Linked DNA regions of Homo sapiens: region 2 is linked to region 1. A link is an interaction called in ENCODE POLR2A ChIA-PET data of the cell type or tissue named here. Cell type or tissue: CD4-positive, alpha-beta T cell. All regions are shown on one strand. Region 1 overlaps KMT2A (lysine methyltransferase 2A). Region 2 has its middle 7.5 kb from the start of SCN2B.

Region 1 (5,000 bases):
ATGGGCAGTTTGTCTCTTGAATAGAACCACATCTAATCACTTTTTGCTCTGATTTCAAACAGTGTTGCTGTTTGTTCCTGTTTCTTTTTTACTGAGGCTTATACTAGAATGATTATTCTTATCTTGAGGGCAAAGCTCCCTCTTGTAGATCCACAGAGTCCTTTTTTTAAAACTTTATCATTGAAAGCCAAGCACAGTGGCTCATGTCTGTAATCCCAGCACTTTGGAAGGCTGAGGCAGAAGGATTGCTGGAGCTCAGGAGTTCAAGATCAGTCTGTGCAACATAGTAAGACCCTGTCTCTACAAAAAATTTTTTAAAACAGCTGGGTGTGGTGTTGCACACCTGTAGCCCCAGCTATTCAGGAGGCTGAGGTGGGAGGATTGCTTGAGCCCAAGAGTTAGAGGCTAAATGATCCATGGTCATGTCACTGCACTCCAGCCTAGGTGGAGTGCACCTATGTAGCCACCACTCGGATCAAGATACAGAACATTTCTAGCAACCCACAAGGGTGTCTTCTCTTATAAGGTCAGTGCCCCCTCAAAGTAACCATTATTCTAACCTTTATGACCTTAGGTCAGTTTTGCTGGCTTATAGACTTTATCAGATCCTGATAGAGCCATTTCTTTCGACTCACCTCCACATTCAGTACATATTTACTGGTGGTTTGTCTTGAAAAGATACAAATGCCTGTGTTCCAGGACTCCAGGAGCAGAGGCTGAGCAGCAGGATACAGCTAGCGTGGAGCAGTCCTCCCAGAAGGAGTGTGGGCAACCTGCAGGGTAAGCTGAAGAATTCGTCTTTTAAGACTAAGCTCTCAGTTTTGTCCACCTCATTTAAAAAATAGTTCTTCCAGGCCGGGCGCAGTGGCTCACGCCTGTAATCCTAGTAGTCTGGGAGGCCGAGGCAGGTGGATCACGAGGTTAGATCGAGACCATCCTGGCTAACATGGTGAAACCCCGTCTCTACTAAAAATACAAAAAGAATTAGCCGGGCGTGATGGCGGGCGCCTGTAGTCCCAGCCACTCAGGAGGCTGAGGCAGGAGAAGGGCGTGAACCCAGGAGGCGGAGCTTGCAGTGAGCTGAGATCGCGCCACTGCACTCCAGCCTGGGCGATAGAGCAAGACTCCGTTTCCAAAAAAAAGGTAAAAAATAGTTCTTCCTGATTCACATTGATTTTTGTTTTCTTGCCAAAGTTTTTTAAATGAGAATAGTACAGGCTTGTAAACAAGTAAACAAAAAATATAACAAGAATTATTTAAATAATGGATAATAGTTTCCTATTTGTCCCCCTCACCCCCGCCCAATCTACTCCCTAGAGGTGGTCATTGCTAATAATTTGTTTTTATCTATGCAGACATCTCTCTGCATATAAAGATATAACGTGGTATATATATGAATATGTATACACTTTTTTACATAAAAGGAATAATACTGTACATACTGTTCTGTATTTGGTTTTTCACTTATGTACATCTTTCTGTGCCAATATATGTAGGTGTGCTTCACTTTTTAAATCGCTGCCGCCAATTCTATTGTGTGGATCTACAATATTTTAATGAGTCCTCTATTGATATACATTTGGATTGTTTCCAGAATTTATTTAGTTTAAAAAAGTGAAAACTGGGGCTGGACACAGTGGCTCATGCCTGTAATCCCAACACTTTGGGAGGCTGAGGCAGGAGGATTGCTTGAGCCCAGGAGTTTGAAACCAACCTTGGCAACATAGGGAGACCCTCTCTCTACAAAAATTAAAAGTTAACCAGGCATGGTGGTGCACATCCACAGTCCAAGCTAAGGCGGGAGGATTGCTTGAGCCTGGGAGTTGGAGGATGCAGCAAGCCGTGATTGCCACTGCACTCCAGCCTGGACAGCAAAGTGAGAACCTATCTCAAAAAAAAAAAAAAAAAGGTGAAAATTGATTGTGGTTTATAAGCTCATGCAGCTTATTTTTTAGTTTTAGTTAAGCCAGCTTACTTATTTAAGTAACTTTAGAATTGCTTCTGACAAGTGTCCTTTCATTTTTTTCTAATACTGAGTATGAGAAGAATTTCAAGGGCGCAATTTACAACTTTAAAAACAGAAACTTAATGTCAGTATTTGGTAAAGAATCTCACAAAAGAGTTTTATGTTATGTACCATACAGTGGTGTGGTGGTTGTATTCATTCAACAAGTTCTACAGAAAGCCCCCTGTGGCTCATTTTCTAGCAGTTATTTTGTATACCACAGCTGTATAGAAAATTCTGGGTTTTTTCTTTGAATTGAAGAACTAGCTGATATTATATCTTACATTTGGTTTTTATTTAGGCAAGTCGCTGTTCTTCCGGAAGTTCAGGTGACCCAAAATCCAGCAAATGAACAAGAAAGTGCAGGTATGTGGGTGGGTAAAAGGTTAGAATCAGAGAATATCAATGCTAAAAGGATTATGAGAATCACCCACTTTACCTACTTATTTTCTACATTTAAAAAAAAAAATCTAAGCTCCAAAGAAGTTAAGTGATTTGGCCCACATTGGACTGAAACTTGGCGCACCTGTCTCTCGGTGCAGTGTTCTTCCAGTACATATTGTGTGATCACCTGTCAGCTAAGGACTCAAGACCATACCCATACTCTTCTGCTGTACTGGTTTTACCAGCACTGAGGCTTAAATAGCTAGTAATAACCTGACTTCACTTTTTAGTTGTTACTAAAGAAAACTAAGAACCATTTTTATTAGATAGTCAGATTTTGGTTACAATACCAGATACATCTCCATGGCATTTTCCATCAGTTCTAATGAATTTGATTAGGAAACAAATGGTCACTTCAAGATTAGAGAGTTCTGGGTATAACTCTATTGAGGACAGTTGCTTATTGAAAAACTATCAGATCGTCATACTAGAAATTCTACCACAGAGAGCATAACTTCATGTAAAAAAAAATCTGGTTTTAGTCACCACTTTCTAGCAATGACCTAGGCAAGCTCTTTGAGTCTTGGGTTTGTTATCTATAAATGGGAATAATAAACCAACTGTGGAATGTTGTTAGGCTTAGAGATCATTTATGTAAAGTACTCTACATGTAGTCAGTGCTCAGTGAGCATTTGTTACTGCAACCACTATCTATTTTCTCCCTATTAGAACCTAAAACAGTGGAAGAAGAGGAAAGTAATTTCAGCTCCCCACTGATGCTTTGGCTTCAGCAAGAACAAAAGCGGAAGGAAAGCATTACTGAGAAAAAACCCAAGAAAGGACTTGTTTTTGAAATTTCCAGTGATGATGGCTTTCAGATCTGTGCAGAAAGTATTGAAGGTGAGTGGATTAAATCAGGTTGACCCATCAGCAGAAGCCCTGTTTCAGCTAGAGCTTCATTTTCTGAGTATTAGCACCATTTAGGTGGCTGTTTTATGCTAGATGGTAGGGGGATACCTGGAGGCATCATACATTTTCCTTGTCCTTGAGAAGTTTGTCTTATTGGAGAAATAGCCATATTTTACATGAAAAGTTAATGATACAGATTATGTTTTCAACATTGCACACACCTTAGCGGAGCCCCTGAGAACTCTGCTTCCCCCTCCAGCCTTGTTTTTTGCCATTCCCTCATGCGCCTTCTGTGCCCTTCTCTCTCCCTTGTGTGCCTTCACACGTGCTTTCTCCTCTGCCTGGAGTTCTCTCCCTGCCCTCAATCACCTGGTGAGCTCCAGCTCACCCTTCAAGATCCAGCTCAGACGGTCTTCCCTGACCTTCTGAGGTAGCTAAGCCCTCCCTCTCCCTCCTTTTGAATCTTACATGTTCTTCTCTCATAGCTTACATTTTGTTTTGTCCGTGTTTGTTTACTTTTATCACTCACTCAACAGCGAGCTCTCCATAAGGGCTGGAATTTTATTTTCTTATTCATCTTTGTATCGCAAGCATCTAAGTGTTCATCCACCTTTGAAGGACTAGTAAATGTTCTCTAGGCTGTAAGTACTAGAAGAGTTCAAAGAAGAGAAAGGTCACCATGGGTGAGTTAGGGTTATCAAAAACCCATGAAGATAAATAGAAGATTCTATTAAAGGAGAAAATGGAATTTGGGTTAGGCAAAGAAGAATGCAGGGCTCTCTAGGAAGAAGAAGGGAGGTAAGCAAAGTTAGAAAGGCAGGACTGCATTTGGTGGGTTTAGAGTAGTGTCAGGTGAGATGGCATTGAAATCCATGTGAGGTAATAGTGAAAGAGAAAATTGGGAAGGTGGATAGGGCACAGGTTTTAGAGGGCTTTCAGTGCCAAACCTTGAGGACTTTGAAAACTTGAGGGAGTGAATAGAAGCAGAATTTCAGGAAACATAATGTGATAAGCTCTCTATATGAGACAGATTGAGCATGAACTGGAGATGCTCAAAGACGAGAGTTTACTAATGAGAGTATTGCTAGAGTAGAGATGTCTGGTAATAAAGCCCACATTCGGTGGGAAAAGAAAGGAAAGGAAAGAAGAATGAGTACACTTGGTGGAATATGGAGAGGGGAGAGTCAAAGATGACCCTAAAGATTCAGGCCTGGGTGACTAAAACAAAAGATAATGCATGGAGAACAAAGGAGATAAGTAAGGAGTATGGGGGTTCCACAGAAGACATTGATGTGGAGTGATGTAAGAAATCCATGTGGAAATGCCTAGCAGACAGGAAAAGATCACAGAATCTTGGGTTAGAGCTGGAAGGAACTGTAAGGATTTTCTAGTTCTGCCTCTTAACTTTAAGGAACAGAGAGGTTATGATCTTCCCACAGTCCTGCTTAAATCATTATTACTAGTGCTGTTTTGATTAGGGGTACAGGGAACATAAAAATACCAAACATTCAGGTGTGAGACCCAGACTTCCATCAAGGGATGTGAATGCGTTGGGGATTCAGAGTTCATTTCAGAAGGTCTGACTTTCCTTAGTGCTTCTGTGTCCTCCAACAGAAAGAAGCCCTGCTGGGGAGTGTACCTTTTCGGCTCCTTTCACATGTAATGAACTGACTTAAACTCTAAGAAAAATAACAAAACACTG
Region 2 (5,000 bases), 330 kb before region 1:
TTTTAGTAGAGACGGGGTTTCACCATGTTACCAGGATGGTCTCGATCTCCTGACCTTGTGATCCACCCGCCTCGGCCTCCCAAAGTGCTGGGATTACAGGTGTGAGCCACTATGCCTGGCCCGAATCTGCATTTTTAACAAGATCTCCAGGTGATTCTTGAGCATATTAAAGCTTGAGAAGCACTGCCTTCAGCCAATATCAAAAGGTTTGCATACCCTGAGCAAGGGGCCATTAGAAGCCAGGTTTGGGGGTTCAGGGAGAGGGGAGTAGGAAGCAGGAACAAACCTCGGATGAAATGCTGGCCTCTGGTGATCTGCAGAGCACATAGCAGTCTGTTCATGAGCTGCGAGGTAGGGATGCCTCTCTTCTCTGCCCCACACGCTTCTGAAGCCCTTCCTTACCAGGCAAGGTTTCTCTAACCCCGCATGCAGCTTCACATCTCTGTCTTTGCCTTCGCCGTTTTCCCTGTAGGAATGCCCTTTGTCTCTTGCCTGCTCATCAAGCTCATGGTCTTTCTTCAAAAATGTGCTCCAAAGTCACCTACTTCTGCTCTAAATACCTCTTCTCTCTGCTCCTGTGACCCTGGGTACATTCACTCATTTATCAATCAGATCTCTCATAGAACAAACTCAAATATCTATGGAACAGCCCCTATGTGCTAGACAGTCAGCTAGGAGCTAGAGACCAAGAAATGAATGAGATACAGCTCACCCTTGGAGAGCTCACATTCTAGAGAGGGAGATAAATGCATACACTCACAATACAGCACGGTGAGTGCAGTCCCATCTACTGGAGACATAGGAACCCAGGGACACCTTATATTGAACTAACAGGAGTCAACGAGTATTTTTATTGGTTACTTACCCATCTGACCTCCCCAGCTAGACTGTAGTTCTTTAAGTACTGAGATTGCGTCTTATTCTTCTGAGCATGCACTGGGCCTCTACTGGTCCTTGAGCAGATGAAAATGAGTGAATATCTACTTTGCATCTGGAGAAGGGGCAGAAATTCCATCAGCCTGACTTCCCCAGTCAAGATGTGGTAGAATTGGGAATGGGAGCCAGGTCCAGCCGCAATCTGTGCATGCTGTTCCCCTCCACTCCCTAGGAATTTTACTCGACAAGGGATTGTCCCCCTTGGGGTCAAATGCTACAAGGGTCACAGAAAAGACCTAAAGCAGATTTTTTTTTTGTCCTCAAACTTCGCCCAGGCTGGGGTGCAGTGGCAAGATCAGGGTTCACTGCAACCTTCACCTCCCAGGCTCAAGCGATTCTTGTGCCTCAGCCTCCAGGGTAGCTGAGACTATAGCTCTGTGCCACCACACCTGGCTAATTTTTGTATTTTTAGTGGAGACAGGGTTTCACCATGTTGGCCAGGCTGTTCTCAATCTCCTGACCTCAAGTGATCCACCCGCCTCGGCCTCCCAAAGTGTTGGGATTACAGGCATGTGCCACCGTGCCTGGCCTAAAGCAGAATTTCTAAGAGTTTGAGATCTCTAAGAGAAAATAAAGTATCACACCCATGAAACAATTAGAAGACAAGGAAAGACAAAAGTAGATCAAGTGCAGAGACATCTAGGAAGAGGTGAGAAGCAGGAGATCACCCAGGCGGGTGATCTAAAGCAGGGCATTGAAGGAATGTTGATGTGGGGAGGCAAGAAGGAAAGGAAAGTGTCATCCCAGGCAAGAGTACACCAATAGCAGGAAAGACAACAATGCATGGAGCAGAGGGTTCCTGTTGTGAAAAAAAAATGAGGCATGCAACATCACTAATCACCAGGGAAATGCAAATTAAAACCACAATGAGATACCATCTTACTCCCGCAAGAATGGCCATAATTAAATACTTAAAAAACAGTAGATATTGGTGTGGATGCAGTGAAAAGGGAACACTTTTACACTGCTGATGGGAATGTAAATTAGTACAACCACTATAGAAAACAGTGTGGAGATTCCTTAAAGAACTAAAAGTAGGCCGGGTGTGGTGGCTCACACCTGTAATCCCAGCATTTTGGGAGGCCGAGGCATGCGGATCACCTGGGGTCAAGAGTTCAAGACCAGCCTGCCCAACATGGCAAAATCCCGTTTCTACTAAAAATACAAAAAATTAGCCGAGCGTGGTGGCAGGCACCTGTAATCCCAGCTACTCAGGAGGGTGAGGCAGGAGAATTGCTTGAACCTGGGAGGCAGAGGTTACAGTGAGTCAAGATCACGCCGCTGCACTTCAGTCTGGGTGACAAGAGTGAAACTCCATCTCAAAAAAAAAAGAGAACTAAAAGTAGAACTACCATTCAATCCAGCAATCCCACTACTGGGTATCTACCCAAAGGAAAGGAAGTCATTATATGGAAAAGACACATGCACGTGCATGTTTATAGTAGCACAATTCACAACTGCAAAGATATGGAACCAACAGAAGTGCCCATCCACCAATGAGTGGATAAAGAAAATGTGGTGTATATACACACCATGGAATACTACTTGGCCATAGAAAGGGATGAAGTAATGTCTTTTGCAGCAACTTGGATGGAGCTGGAGGCCGTTATTCTAAGTGAAGTAACTCAGGAATGGAAAACCAAATATGGTATGCTCTCACTTATAAGTGTGAGCTAAGCTATGAGAACTCAAAGGTGTAAGAGTGATGTAATGGACTTTGGGCACTCTGGAGGGAGGCTGTGAGGAGGCTGAGGATAAAAGACTACATATTGAGTACAGTGTACACTGCTCAGGTGATGGGTGCCCTAAAATCTCAGAAATCACCACTAAAGAACTTATCCATGTAACCAAAAACCACCGGTTCTACAAAAACTATTGAAATAAAAAAAAAACATTAAAACTTTTTTTTTTTTTTGAGATGGAGTTTCGCTCTTGTTGCCCAGGCTGGAGTGCAATGGCATGACCTTGGCTCACTGCAACCTCTGCCTCCCAGGTTCAAGCAACTCTCCTGCCTCAGCCTCCCGAGTAGCTGGGATTACAGAGGCTCACCACCATGCCCGGCTAATTTGTTGTATTTTTAGTAGAGATGGGGGGGTTTCTCCATGTTGGCCAGGCTGGTCTCGAACTCCTGACCTCAGGTGATCCACCAGCCTGGACTTCCCAAAGTGCTGGGATTACAGGCATGAGCCACCGCACCTGGCCTAAAACTATTTTTTTTTAATGAAGTATAGATGGGCAGACAAGATGGCACCAGCACACAGAAGGCCATGAACATACAAGACAGAGTTCACACAGCTTTGAAAGATCTCAGACAGGTAAATCACTATGGCTTGCACCATCTACGAAATGAGAAAGTTCTCAGCTTTCTGAGAAAACTTTAAGTTCCCTTATTTTTTGAAGAAGAGATGTTCTGGTAGTTGGGTTTTACAGAAGTGGTCACGGATTGCCTGACCTCCCTAGACCACATCTGCAAACTAGCTGGCCAGGACAGAAGGTCAGTGGTCCTGGGAAACTTTGTTTATGCTGAATTAAGAGGATAACTGCAACCTAGGGCTCTGCAGCTCTAAATAACTGAGCTAACTCAGTGGCTCCCTCCAACCACACACAAACAGAGCTAGTGTTTTATGAAGGAAAATGGCCAATTACCAACAGACAGGTGAGCATACCGACTAGTCAAAAGGGAGAAAAGGACACTGGTTGGGGGCAACCAGGAAGAGACAACTAAAGGGCTGGTAGAAGGCTGCAGCCTTTTGTGTGTGTGTGTGTGTGTGACTGAGTTTCGCTCTTGTTGCCCAGACTGGAGTGCAATGGCGCAATCTCGGCTCACCGCAACCTCCACCTTCCGAGTTAAAGCAATTCTTCTGCCTCAGCCTCCTGAGTAGCTGGGATTACAGGCATGCGCCACCACACCCAGCTAATTTTGTATTTTTAGTAGAGACAGGGTTTCTCCATGTTGGTCAGGCTGGTCTCAAACTCCCAACCTCAGGTGATCCGCCCAACTTGGCCTCCCAAAATGCTGGGATTACAGGCGTGAGCCACCACGCCTGGCCGACAAAAGGCTGCAGCCTTTTGAAGGAGACTCAGCTCATCTTCTACCGATCCCCAGTGGACAAGCAGAACTGTTTTCAGTTGCGATAGCCAAATTCTGAAGCTGCTAGGTTCTCCATTATTCATGAGTAGCTCCGCTCCCTCCAGCCTTGGGGCTGCTTTCTGTTGGCAAAGGCCTGTGTACTTCTGCAAACCTTAAAATATGAGAGCATCTGATGTTCCAGGGATCTAAAATACTGCAAATTCAGGTAACAAAACTGCTTTCCAAAGGCTCTACTACAGGGATCTTCAGTAGCTTTCCAGTCCTTCAAAATCTGTCTCCTCAGAGCTATACAAAGCCTTGGCCTAAGCTCAGCTTCCTAACTCAGTCTTTCTTCGGATAGGAAGAGGGATTTACGGATTTTGGTAAAGCGCTTTTTGTCCGTAGAAATCAAAATTAAGAGATGGGGACTGAATCACCAGAAGATATTGTCCATCCCTATTGTTAATTGTGTTATTAAGATTGAATAGCAAAGATTGACTAGCATTAAATAGAAGATAAAATAACCTATTTCTGAGTGGGTTCTTCATTTCTGAGTGACGTTAAGAAGATACATCTACCTGGAAAAACACATTTGAAGGAAAGGGAGGGCTCAGGCCAGGCACTATCCCCTATACTACCTCATTCAGTCCTTGCAAAACAAACAAACTAACAAACTTCTGTGAGTCTCCATTTTACATATAAGGAAAACAGCCTCAAAGGATTTAAACACACTTTGCAATATTGAAGAGGAAGAGGCAGCCAGGATTTGAACCAGGACTATTTGATCTTGAAGCCCATTCCCTACACAATTTCCCTTCATGTTCCTGGGTGTAATGGACAAACCACCTCTAGCAGAAGGGCTGAGAGAGAAGCCGGTCTCTTTCCCAGTCCCCTGTAGGGCTGCTTCGGCTTTAGGCGAAATTCGTGTTTGACAACTGTGGACTTCCACCCTCAACCTTGGCTCCATGCCTGTGGATAAGAAGGTTTGTAGGGA

The links. Peaks named below come from ENCODE experiments on the same cell type or tissue, not always from the same donor. Only the 100,000 strongest peaks of a DNase experiment are listed, where the experiment ranks them.
Region 2: POLR2A ChIA-PET joins it to region 1 with 5 read pairs; 3 of 35 experiments call an interaction of 5 or more read pairs at or near these places.

What each region holds. Positions count from the first base shown.
Region 1 is chr11:118,506,830-118,511,829 of GRCh38, forward strand. KMT2A (lysine methyltransferase 2A) reads left to right here. Exons shown (of 36, transcript NM_001197104.2): 28 at 700-780; 29 at 2,307-2,371; 30 at 3,119-3,289. Among named protein-coding and RNA genes, the nearest start is that of TTC36, 18 kb to the right of the region's middle. In CD4-positive, alpha-beta T cell, no CTCF peak of the experiment used is centred here; no DNase peak of the experiment used is centred here.
Region 2 is chr11:118,181,600-118,186,599 of GRCh38, forward strand. No RefSeq gene overlaps it. Among named protein-coding and RNA genes, the nearest start is that of SCN2B, 7.5 kb to the left of the region's middle. In CD4-positive, alpha-beta T cell, no CTCF peak of the experiment used is centred here; a DNase peak (open chromatin) is centred at 2,232; H3K27me3 peaks cover 295 bases.